Regions from separate parts of the Mus musculus genome. Here region 2 is linked to region 1. Evidence: chromatin loops called from intact Hi-C (ENCODE). Cell type or tissue: heart. All regions are shown on one strand. Each heading gives the region's core, and the rest is flanking DNA. Links, peaks and the distances in the headings are about the cores only. Region 1 holds the start of Gm10130 (predicted gene 10130). Region 2 holds the start of 3300002I08Rik (RIKEN cDNA 3300002I08 gene).

Region 1 (5,378 bases), core at 330-5,329:
GAATTTTAACACTGGTGTGGTACAATCCTTTATCTCAATAATTTAGGAATTTTCATCAATAGGAAAGCAAGGCCATTGCCCGGGGAGCATGAGACTGGGATCAATGGTGCCTGAGTCAACATAGCTTGTCTTAGAAACACTTCTAGTACAGGGAAGAAGTTGCAGCTCTCCTAGAATAAGATACCTTCCCCAGGAGCAATCACTCCACAAACAATTACAAGATTAATTAAGAAAAATCTCTTTAATTGCAGCATGCAATCAGCTCTGGCTAATGCTTAGAGAAGAGACAGCCCAGAACAGATTTTACATTCCACATATGCTGTCTCATGTAAGTGTGTCTTAGGTTCCAGCCCTGGGCAATGTTTTAAACAATTTAAATATGGACTAGAGACTGCAAGTCCCACAGATGGGAGACTTACACAGAATAGATATAATCAGAATTATTTCTTAAATAAATCAGTGCCCTGAAACAGCAGGTCATTCATCAGTGACAGGGTTCTGAGATAGAGGAGCCAGAAGATGCGAAGGTTGGAAAAGTTGAAGGAAGAAAGTATCAAAGCTGGGATGGGGGTGTCTTGGACGGGCTCTGTCTTATGCCACACAGGCTTCTGGAGAATATCAGCCTGTATACTTCTTACAGGGACAAAATGGAACAAAATAGGAGACTTGTGTGGAGTCAGCACAAACTATCATGAATGGGGAAAACACAGGAAGGATCTAATAGAAGAACGTTGTACAAAAGGAACACTGAACCTCTCAAAAACATTCCTGACCAAGCCCACACTGGACTCGGGACTGATAACCATAGCCGCATGTGGTGGGATCTCAGGATCTGAAGCAAGCCATCCCCGAAGGCCCTGGCCCCAGACCACCACCCGCTCTCCCAAGCACCATCCTTGCTTTAGAGAAGGAGCTCTATTTTATTCTCAGCACTTCAGGGCCTTAGGTGAAGCCCCTAAGCCTAAGCCCCAGGCTGTCATTGGCTCTGGAGACTGAGAAGGGGCTGGGCCATTCTCCATTCATGAAGGCCTCATAGAAAGCCTCCCTGGACCAGGCCAGTCCTCAGCACAGCAGTGGTTTTCCTTTTCAGTTATCACCAAGTGTGGTCTTGTCCACATGGCAAAACTATGCTTTGCTCAAGAAGAAACCAAGGGGGCTGGAGAGATGGCTCAGTGGTTAAGAGCACCGACTGCTCTTCCGAAGGTCCCGAGTTCAAGTCCCAGCAACCACATGGTGGCTCACAACCATCCTAAACGAAATCTGATGCCCTCTTCTGGAGTGTCTGAGGACCGCTACAGTGTACTTATATATAAGAAAGAAAGAAAGAAAGAAGGAAAGAAAGAAGGAAAGAAAGGAAGAAAGAAGAAAACCGGACCTTTATGGCACACCAGGCCTTAATGTTGGTCGTGACCCTATTTTGCCCCTTAGAGCCACTTGTTAGAGGCCTGTTCTTTGATATCGGGATGGGCCTAATTCATGATTGTAAACCAGATTTGTCTCCTTTGTTATGGTTTGTAGACAGATGTCTGGACAATCCTGGTAAAAAAACACATATACTAGCATCCTATTATCCGTGGGGTGTTTTAGAGGCAGTCCTCCCTCAGCTACATTCTACTTGGTGTCACTGTAAGTTTTGGTAAATCCTTTACATCATCAATTTTACGCTTCTAAATCACAGCTCAACATTGGAGTGCTACCCAACACACGAGGTGCCTTTTACAGCTTCCACAAAATCAAAGCCAAAGGGATCTTACACCTACAAACCTACATATTAAAGGGCTAAATGCTAAGGCCAGAACTTCCTGAAGATACAGAGAAACTAAAGCTCTCCGCGTCTGGCTTCTTGCCAAGGATGTTTCTACACAGAAGCCCTTTCCCCAAATGCTTTGTGCAGATGCAGCCACCCTAGTGAGGTTATTCAGAGGCCACCTCCGGCTCCAGGGAGAGAACAGGACCACAGGGAACCTCACAAGTTGCTGCTTGTCTTTCTGGCTGCTGTTTATCACCAAGCCCCAGGGACGACCCAAGACAGCAGCTCCCTCTGCTCAGCCCCCTGCTCTTTCCTTTTGTTGGACATGGCCCTGCACTTACCATGTCGGGACTTCTGAGTTTGCCTGAGCTCTTCTCACAGCACCCAGCAGCGACACGTGGACCACAACAAACTGAAACACACCGGATTGCTCCGCTTTGGAGAGGAACTTGCAGGAAAGCTCCCGGAAAAGCCCGCCTTCTCCTCTGATTGGCAGGACCGCCTCCATGTGCTGATTGGCTAGTGTGTATGAGTAACATAAGCACCACCTTTAGGGTTAGAGTGCGCGGAAGGGACAGCGAGGAATAATTCCAGGCACAGGCTTCTAGTCAGAGGCCAGTCCTTTTGCAGATCTGCAGAGCTTTTCATTTCAGTACATCTTGTGTTTGTTTTCCCACCCAGGTCGGGGAGGATCCACAACTCCAGCTTCTGGATGCTGAGCTACCTGTTTCTCCCCTTTGTGGGCAGTGACCCTGTGCTACCTTGTTGCAACTTTGGAGCTGTCCTGAGCTCCAATCACAGTGCTCAGAAGTTACTTCCTCTTCCTCCCTCAATCAAGGTCCATAACTTGTGTGCTGCGGGTCACCCCAGTGGAATGTAGGAATCTTTGGAACGAGGGTCCTCGAAGACTAGGTGGGTAAGGATTTGGTGGTGACAAACAGAAATAAACACAGAGGCAATTTGAATCAGTGTGTTTTTCAGCTCTCAAGCGAGGATTTTTATACATAATGAGGAACAAGTATTACAACTCTTAGAAGATGTGTTTAGTGTAGTAATTAGGGGTAGGACAGATAACATCATTGTTATTTAGCACAGTTAAACACAAAATCATCCAAGGCTAATTGCATATTTCCAAGAGCAGGTTAATAAATTTTTATGGTCAGTTATTATTTAACATCTACTACCTAATTTTTTGTGAAACTTCAAGGTGCAAATTTAAACTATTTTAATTCTTCTTCTTTTTTTTTAATCTTAGGCTTTCTTTACCATATACCAAACCCACTTCTGAGGACAGATGTATAGCCATATGAAATTTTGTTATTGAGAAAGTTCTTATCTATCATAATACTATTTTGTAATTTCCTAAATGATTTATGAAGTAAAGCGCTGGTTTTCGCGAAGATAAGGTCATGGCAGTGACCCCCATCTCAAGGGATGGTATCTTACCCAGTGTCTCGCTTACAGCCCCAGCCCAGGCTATCAGGAACATCTTGTAAATAAGGAAAGGAATAGAAGAAGATAAAAAGAGATACATTGCCATGAGAACTTCAGCTCAATATTTTGCTCTGGTCAAGATTTCCAAGAGGCCTCCTTCTTTTGAAATTTTTGCCTCAGTATGTGGAACTTGTCACACAGATCCAACTAAGGTTGGTGTGGCACTTTTATAGACCATTTCTCAACTTACAGTGGAGTTATCAGTCTGTCCCACAAATGGGAAGGTGCCCAGAATATTAACAATTAAAGAGGGATATTAGGAAACAAAAAAAATTTTTGTGCGTCTTCTTCAGGGTTCAGGTACACTGCAAGTACTTTCTACCTAATAGTTATGAGTCAACCCTCAGACCCAAGCAGGAAGCACATGACAAACACTGTGGAGCACTCTTGTTAACCAGCACATCTTCCTCAGTGTGTTGGTACAACAAACAAATAGCAACAGCAATTCTCTAGATAAAAAGAACTGATAGAATCAATCTCTCTATCATGTTGGAAGTGGACTTATTAGAATGGCTCAAAAGCTGTGTCATTCTACTAGTCCAACAGTGGCTGTCTACCAGTGGAAAGTTGAAGAATACACTCATGGTTTAGTCCATGTGGCTGCATGCCTCAACTGGTCTTCAGTATATATCAGAATTCCAAAGAAATAAGCCTAATGCCAGTTTGTTTTTGTTTTTTGTTTTTTTAATGAACTTGCTAGCCAGAGGTAGGGCAAGTAGACAAAGAGAAAGAGGTATCTATCATTTTCAGTGTCCTTTGTATATGTAAGCTGTGGCCTAGATTAAAGATGGATCATATCAACTAAAAGATCCAGATTATATAAGGGTTCTCCCATTTCAAAAGCTAAGATAAAAAAAAATCCCCACAATAGCCAACTATTTGAATTTTAGCTAATTCCAGATATATTTAATATGGCTACCAAGAATAGCCAGTACAACTATCTAGTCAGGAGATGTAAGAAAAAAAATTTTTTTTCTTGTGGCAGGCAATGAGAGCATGGGAGCCATTTCCAAAGCAATGATTTTCTTATAAAAAAGGAAGCATTGAGACTTTACTTGGGGAATATGGATGCGTTCACATAGAGGTTTGCCTACCCCTATGCATGCTAAGTTAAACCTTCTTCTCAACTTGGCCACAAGGTAAAAGCAGAGATATTTTTTCTTTTTGTTTTTTTGAGACAGGGTTTTTCTGTGTAGTCCTGGCTGTCCTGGAACTCACTCTGTAGACCAGGCTGGCCTCAAACTCAGAAATCCGCCTGCCTCTGCCTCCCAAGTGCTGGGATTAAAGGCATGAGCCACCACACCTGGCTAAAAGCAGAGATTTTAAAGATCATTCTTAGCTCAAAGTCATGCAGAATTATGTGTAAATTATAAAAATGATGGACAGAAATGCCTGTGGGATGTTCACCTTGTACTACAAGGTCTGAGCTGAAAATCAAATAAATGACACTATAAAAGTAGATTGCTCAGGGGCCAGTGCTACCTGATAGTCATTATCTGTGATCTTCGATCTAACCAATAAATGTAACAATGCCACAGTTCTCATATACAGAAAGAACGGAGAGTATAAGTGCCAAGGACCAACCTCAAATAGGTCTGGGTTCCTAAGAGAAGGGGAATTTGAAAGCAGCAGGGAATCAAGCAACTTGAAGTCAAACCCTGGGTCCAAGCTTGACAGCTGCGTGGCCTATGTTCTGCTGAGATGACTTTCCAGATGAGATGGTGCTCTGCTCTGCTCTGCTCTGCTCTGCTCTGCTCTGCTCTGCTCTGCTCTGCTCTGCTCTGCTCTGCTCTAGACAGATGTTACTTGCTATTCTAAACACTCTCTGAGACAGGTAGCTTTCTGGTCAAGACAGCTCTCTCTGCTAGTAAAAATTTTAAAAGCTCTCTAGATAGCTCATGGGTTTTCTAACTAAAGTCAGAGAAACTGCTGTAAAAATAAGCTTGGATCTACTGGCCAAGTCAAAAATACAGATAGAAAAATTGTTTTGTTTTGTTTTGTTTTGTTGAGGAAGGAGTTTAATAGTTTAGCAGTTAAGGACATTTATGAGTGAAAATCACCACCTCATAAAAAGAGAGGCATTATTGTTTCTTTCCACCTTACAGGGTACCTCCCTTTATTCCTTCCTTCCTTC
Region 2 (5,378 bases), core at 238-5,237, 51 kb before region 1:
CTGGCTAGCAAGTTAATTTTTTAAAAACTGGCATTAGGGCTTAATTTTTTTGCAATTCTGATATAAACTAAAGACCAGCTGAGGCATGCAGCCACATGGACTAAACAATGAGTAGATTCTTAAATTTTCATTGGTAGAAAGGCACTGTTGGGATAGTAGAATGACACAGCTCTTGAGCCATTCAAATAAATTCATTTCCAACATGATAGAGAGATTGAGACTATCAATTATTTTTAAAAATAAAACACTTAATTTTAATTATAATATAGTAACTATGATGATGATAATCTAGTTCATTTTAATGGATATTTTCTTTATTTACATTTCAAATGTTATCCCCTTTCCTGGTTTTCCCTTTGAAAAAAACACCCTCCCCATATACCCTCCCCTCTCCCCCTGCTCACCAACCCACCCACTCCCGCTTCCTGGCCCTGGCATCCCCCTACACTGGGGCATAGAACCATCACAGGACCAAGGGCCTCTCCTCCCATTGATGACCGACTAGACCATCCTCTGCTACATATGCAGCTAAACCCACCAGTCCCTCCATATGTTTTCTTTGGTTGGTGGTTTAATCCCTGGGAACTCTGGGGGTACTAGTCAGTTCATATTGTTGTTCCTCTTTTGGGGCTGCAAACCCCTTCTGCTCCTTAGGTCCTTTCTCTAGCTCCTTCATTGGGGACCCTATGCTCAGTCTAATGGATGGATGTGAGCATCCACTGCTGTATTTGTGAGGCACTGGCAGAGCCTCTGAGGAGAGAGCTATATCAGGCTCCTGTTAGCAAGCACTTGTTGGCATCCACAACAGTGTCTGGGTTTGGTGATTGTATATAGGATGGATCCCCAGGTGGGTCAGTCCCTGGATGGTCATTTCTTCAGTCTGTACTCCACACTTTGAATCTGTAACTCCTTCCATGGGTGTTTTGTTCACCCTTCTAAGAAGGATCAAAGTCTCCACATTTTGGTCTTCCTTCTTCTTGAGTTTCATGTGGTTTGTGAATTGTATTTTGGGCATTCCAAGTTTCTGGGCCAATATCCACTTATCATTGAGTACATATCATGTGTGTTCTTTTGTGATTGGCTTATCTCACTCATGATGATATCTTCTAGATCCATCTCTTTGCCTAAGAATTTCATAAATTAATTGTTTTAATAACTGAGTAGTACTCCATTGTGTAAATGTACCCCATTTTCTGTATCCATTCCTCTCGAGGAATATCTGGATTCCTTCCAGCTTCTGGCTATTATAAATAAGGCTGATATGAACATAGTGGAGCATGTGTCTTTGTTATATGGTGGAGAATCTTGTTGGGTCCTCAGGTAGTACTATGTCCAATTTTCTGAGGAATGACCTAACTGATTTCCAGAGTGGCTGTACCAGCTTGCAATCCCACCAGCAATGGAGGAGTGTTCCTCTTTCTCCACATCCTAGCCAGCATCTGCTGTCACCTGACTTTTTGATCTTAGCCATTCTGACTGGTGTGAGGTAGAATCACAGGGTTGTTTTGATTTGCATTTCCCTGATGACTAAGAATGTTCAACATTTCCTTAGGCGCTTCTTGACCATTCGAGTTCTCTTTATCTAGAGAAATTTTACTAAAATAGATGTCGGTTTTGTTGTTTGTTTATTTTATTTTACCAGACACTGAGGAAGATTTATTGGTTAATTAGAGTGCTTCACAGTGTTTGTCATATGGTTCCTGCTTGGTTCTGATGGTTGACTCATAAGTATTAGGTGTAAAAAGTACTTGTAGTTTTCCTGAACCCTGAAGAAGACACAAAACAAAAACTCTTGTCTCTTAATATACTTCTGTAATTGTTAATACTCTGGGCACCCTTCCACTTGTGGGACAGGTTGATAACTCCACGGTAAGTTGAGAAATGGGCTACACAGTTTATGGACCTAGATTACAGGAGGAAGAAGGGGAAGTGCCTACTTAGTGCTGTGATTGGAGCTCAGGACAGCTTCAAAGTTGCAACAAAGTAGCACAGGGTCACTGCCCACAAAGGGGAAAGCAGGTAGCCGACCGGAAGCTGGAGTTGTGGATCCTCCCCGGACCTAGGTGGGAAAACAGACACAAGATGTACTGAAATGAAAAGCTCTGCAGATCTGCAAAAGGACTGGCTTCTGACTGTGCCCAGGACTAATCCACTGTGTCCCTTCAGTGCACTCTAACCCTAATTGTGGTGCTTATGTTACTCAAGACTCACTAGCCAATCAGCACATGGAGGCGGTCCTGCCAATCAGAGAAGAAGGCGGGCTTTACCGGAAGCTTTCCTGCTAGTTCCTTTATGAAGCAGATAAATCCCGAGGGTTTCTGTATGGCCCTTTCTGTGAAGCAGGGCAATCCTGAGTATTTCTGCTTGGCATGTTCCGTGTGCCGCCGCGGAGTCCCGTGAGGAGAGCTCAGGCAAGTCCCGACATGGTAAGTGCAGGGCCATGTCCAACAAAAGGAAAGAGCAGGGGGCTGAGCAGAGGGAGCTGCTGTCATGGGTCTTCCCCGGGGCTCCGTGATAAACAGCAGCCTGACAAAAGCAGAGGCCTGTGAGGTTCCCTGTGGTCCTGTTCTCTCCCTGGAGCCGGAGGTGGCCTCTGAATAACCTCACTAGGGTGGCTGCATCTGCACAAAGCATTTGGGGAAAGGGCTTCTGTGTAGAAACATCCTTGGCAAGAAGCCAGACGCGGAGAGCTTTAGTTTCTCTGTATCTTCAGGAAGTTCTGGCCTTAGCATTTAGCCCTTTAATATGTAGGTTTGCAAGTGTAAGATCCCTTTGGCTTTGATTTTGTGGAAGCTGTAAAAGGCACCTCGTGTGTTGGGTAGCACTCCAATGTTGAGCTGTGATTTAGAAGCGTAAAATTGATGATGTAAAGGATTTACCAAAACTTATAGTGACACCAAGTAGAATGTAGCTGAGGGAGGACTGCCTCTAAAACACCCCACGGATAATAGGATGCTAGTATATGTGTTTGATTACCAAGATTGTCCAGACATTTGTCTATAAACCATAACAAAGGAGACAAATCTGGTTTACAATCATGAACTAGGGCCATCCTGATATCAAAGAACAGGCCTCTAGCAAGTGGCTCTAAGGGGCAAAATAGGGTCACGACCAACATTAAGGCCTGGTGTGCCATAAAGATCCGGTTTTCTTCTTTCTTTCTTTCTTTCTTTCTTTCTTTCTTTCTTTCTTTCTTTCTTTCTTTCTTTCTTTTATATAAGTACACTGTAGCTGTCCTCAGACACTCCAGAAGAGGGCATCAGATTTCGTTTAGGATGGTTGTGAGCCACCATGTGGTTACTGGGATTTGAACTCGGGACCTTCGGAAGAGCAGTCGGTGCTCTTAACCACTGAGCCATCTAGCCAGCCCCCTGGTTTTCTTCTTAAGCAAAGCATAGTTTTGCCATGTGGACAAGACCACACTTGGTGATAACTGAAAAGGAAAACCACTGCTGTGCTGAGGACTGGCCTGGTCCAGGGAGGCTTTCTATGAGGCCTTCATGAATGGAGAATGGCCCAGCCCCTTCTCAGTCTCCAGAGCCAATGACAGCCTGGGGCTTAGGCTTAGGGGCTTCCCCTAAGGCCCTGAAGTGCTGAGAATAAAATAGAGCTCCTTCTCTAAAGCAAGGATGGTGCTTGGGAGAGCGGGTGGTGGTCTGGGGCCAGGGCCTTCGGGGCCTCCAGGGCCTTCGGGGATGGCTTGCTTCAGACCCTGAGATCCCACCACATGCGGCTATGGTTATCAGTCCCGAGTCCAGTGTGGGCTTGGTCAGGAATGTTTTTGAGAGGTTCAGTGTTCCTTTTGTACAACGTTCTTCTATTAGATCCTTCCTGTGTTTTTCCCATTCATGGTAGTTTGTGCTGACTTGACACAAGTCTCCTATTTTGTTCCATTTTGTCCCTGTAAGAAGTATACAGGATGATATTCTCCAGAAGCCTGTGTGGCATAAGACAGAGCCCGTCCAAGACATCCCCATCCCAGCTTTGATACTTTCTTCCTTCAACTTTTCCAACCTTCGCATCTTCTGGCTCCTCTATCTCAGAACCCTGTCACTGATGAATGATCTGCTGTTTCAGGGCACTGATTTATCTAAGAAATAATTCAGATTATATCTATTCTGTGTAAGTCTCCCATCTGTGGGACTTGCAGTCTCTAGTCCATATTTAAATTGTTTAAAACATTGCCCAGGGCTGGAACCTAAGACACACTTACATGAGACAGCATATGTGGAATGTAAAATCTGTTCTGGGCTGTCTCTTCTCTAAGCATTAGCCAGAGCTGAATATATGCTGCAATTAAAGAGATTTTTCTTAATTAATCTTGTAATTGTTTGTGGAGTGATTGCTCCTGGGGAAGGTATCTTATTCTAGGAGAGCTGCATCTTCTTCCCTGTACTAGAAGTGTTTCTATGACAAGCTATGTTGACTCAGGCACCATTGATCCCAGTCTCATGCTCCCCAGGCAGTGACCTTGCTTTCCTATTGATGAAGAAACTTTCTAAATTTTTGAGATGAAGAATTTTACCACAACAGTGTTTTAAAATTGGTGGTGTACAATTTAACCTGAGATAAGTGAATACTGAATTTCCATTTAAGGGATGTATATAGATATTTCCAGTCCTTGTTGACACAGTTAAGTCAGCTCAGAAATTTGAAACACATGTTATTGGCTGTGTGTCAGGTTAGAGATCTCAGCAGCTAACTTTGCACATAGGGACAAGGTCAAACACTATCATATTAATGCCATTCCTTCTAACAGGGAAGGGCCAGCTCTTTTCAAAATCATTATCCCTATGTGTTCTTTCAATTATATTTTGTCAGGAGCCGTAATGGGACAAGCTAATAACTAGCAGGTGATCATCCTGAAGTGGCCTGCCTCGGATTATTATATAATCTGCGACAGGTGAGCCCTCATTAAGCTAGGCTGTGAGGGACTAATTTTGGGAAAGGTTTCTGCTATTAATATGCTTTTCCTGTTATTATTAAACATATATAACAATCACTAAGTAGGAACACACCCCTCTGCAGATCCACAAAGATGTACTGTCTGGTAGTGATGCTATGTAGACTAATAAATGACTTAAGTCTTTATGATGATCCTATAAGAATTCCTAAAATTATATCTGTGATTATTAAGCTCTTTTATAATGGGACTTCTATTAGGTCCCTTTCTGATAGTCAAAGCTGCAATGAGAACTCTGCCAGTCTCTCAGGTGTCACCAGTTAATTTCTGTTAGATGGTAACCAGACTTTCTCCTACTCAGAGCACATTCCAAGAGGTTGTAAAACAATTAACCAAAGGTCATTAAAAAGCAACTAATGATTTATTATAGGTACTAGGACAGAAGATAAAATTTCAACTGGCTTTATCTATACAA

What was found. Peaks named below come from ENCODE experiments on the same cell type or tissue, not always from the same donor. Only the 100,000 strongest peaks of a DNase experiment are listed, where the experiment ranks them.
Region 2: it touches region 1 in a loop (4-fold over the local background); 12 of 42 quality-filtered maps call a loop at or near these places.

The regions. Positions count from the first base shown.
Region 1 is chr2:150,308,272-150,313,649 of GRCm38, reverse strand. It overlaps 3300002I08Rik (RIKEN cDNA 3300002I08 gene), which reads left to right. Exons shown (of 4, transcript NM_027017.1): 4 at 2,432-2,713. The coding sequence ends at 2,630. It overlaps Gm10130 (predicted gene 10130), which reads right to left and starts at 2,200. Exons shown (of 4, transcript NM_001374676.1): 1 at 2,092-2,200. The coding sequence starts at 2,094. In heart, for the core only: no CTCF peak of the experiment used is centred there; a DNase peak (open chromatin) is centred at 2,239; H3K4me3 peaks cover 1,016 bases; H3K27ac peaks cover 907 bases.
Region 2 is chr2:150,359,636-150,365,013 of GRCm38, reverse strand. 3300002I08Rik (RIKEN cDNA 3300002I08 gene) reads left to right here and starts at 2,249. Exons shown (of 4, transcript NM_027017.1): 1 at 2,249-2,426. The coding sequence starts at 2,370. In heart, for the core only: no CTCF peak of the experiment used is centred there; a DNase peak (open chromatin) is centred at 2,233; H3K4me3 peaks cover 976 bases; H3K27ac peaks cover 902 bases.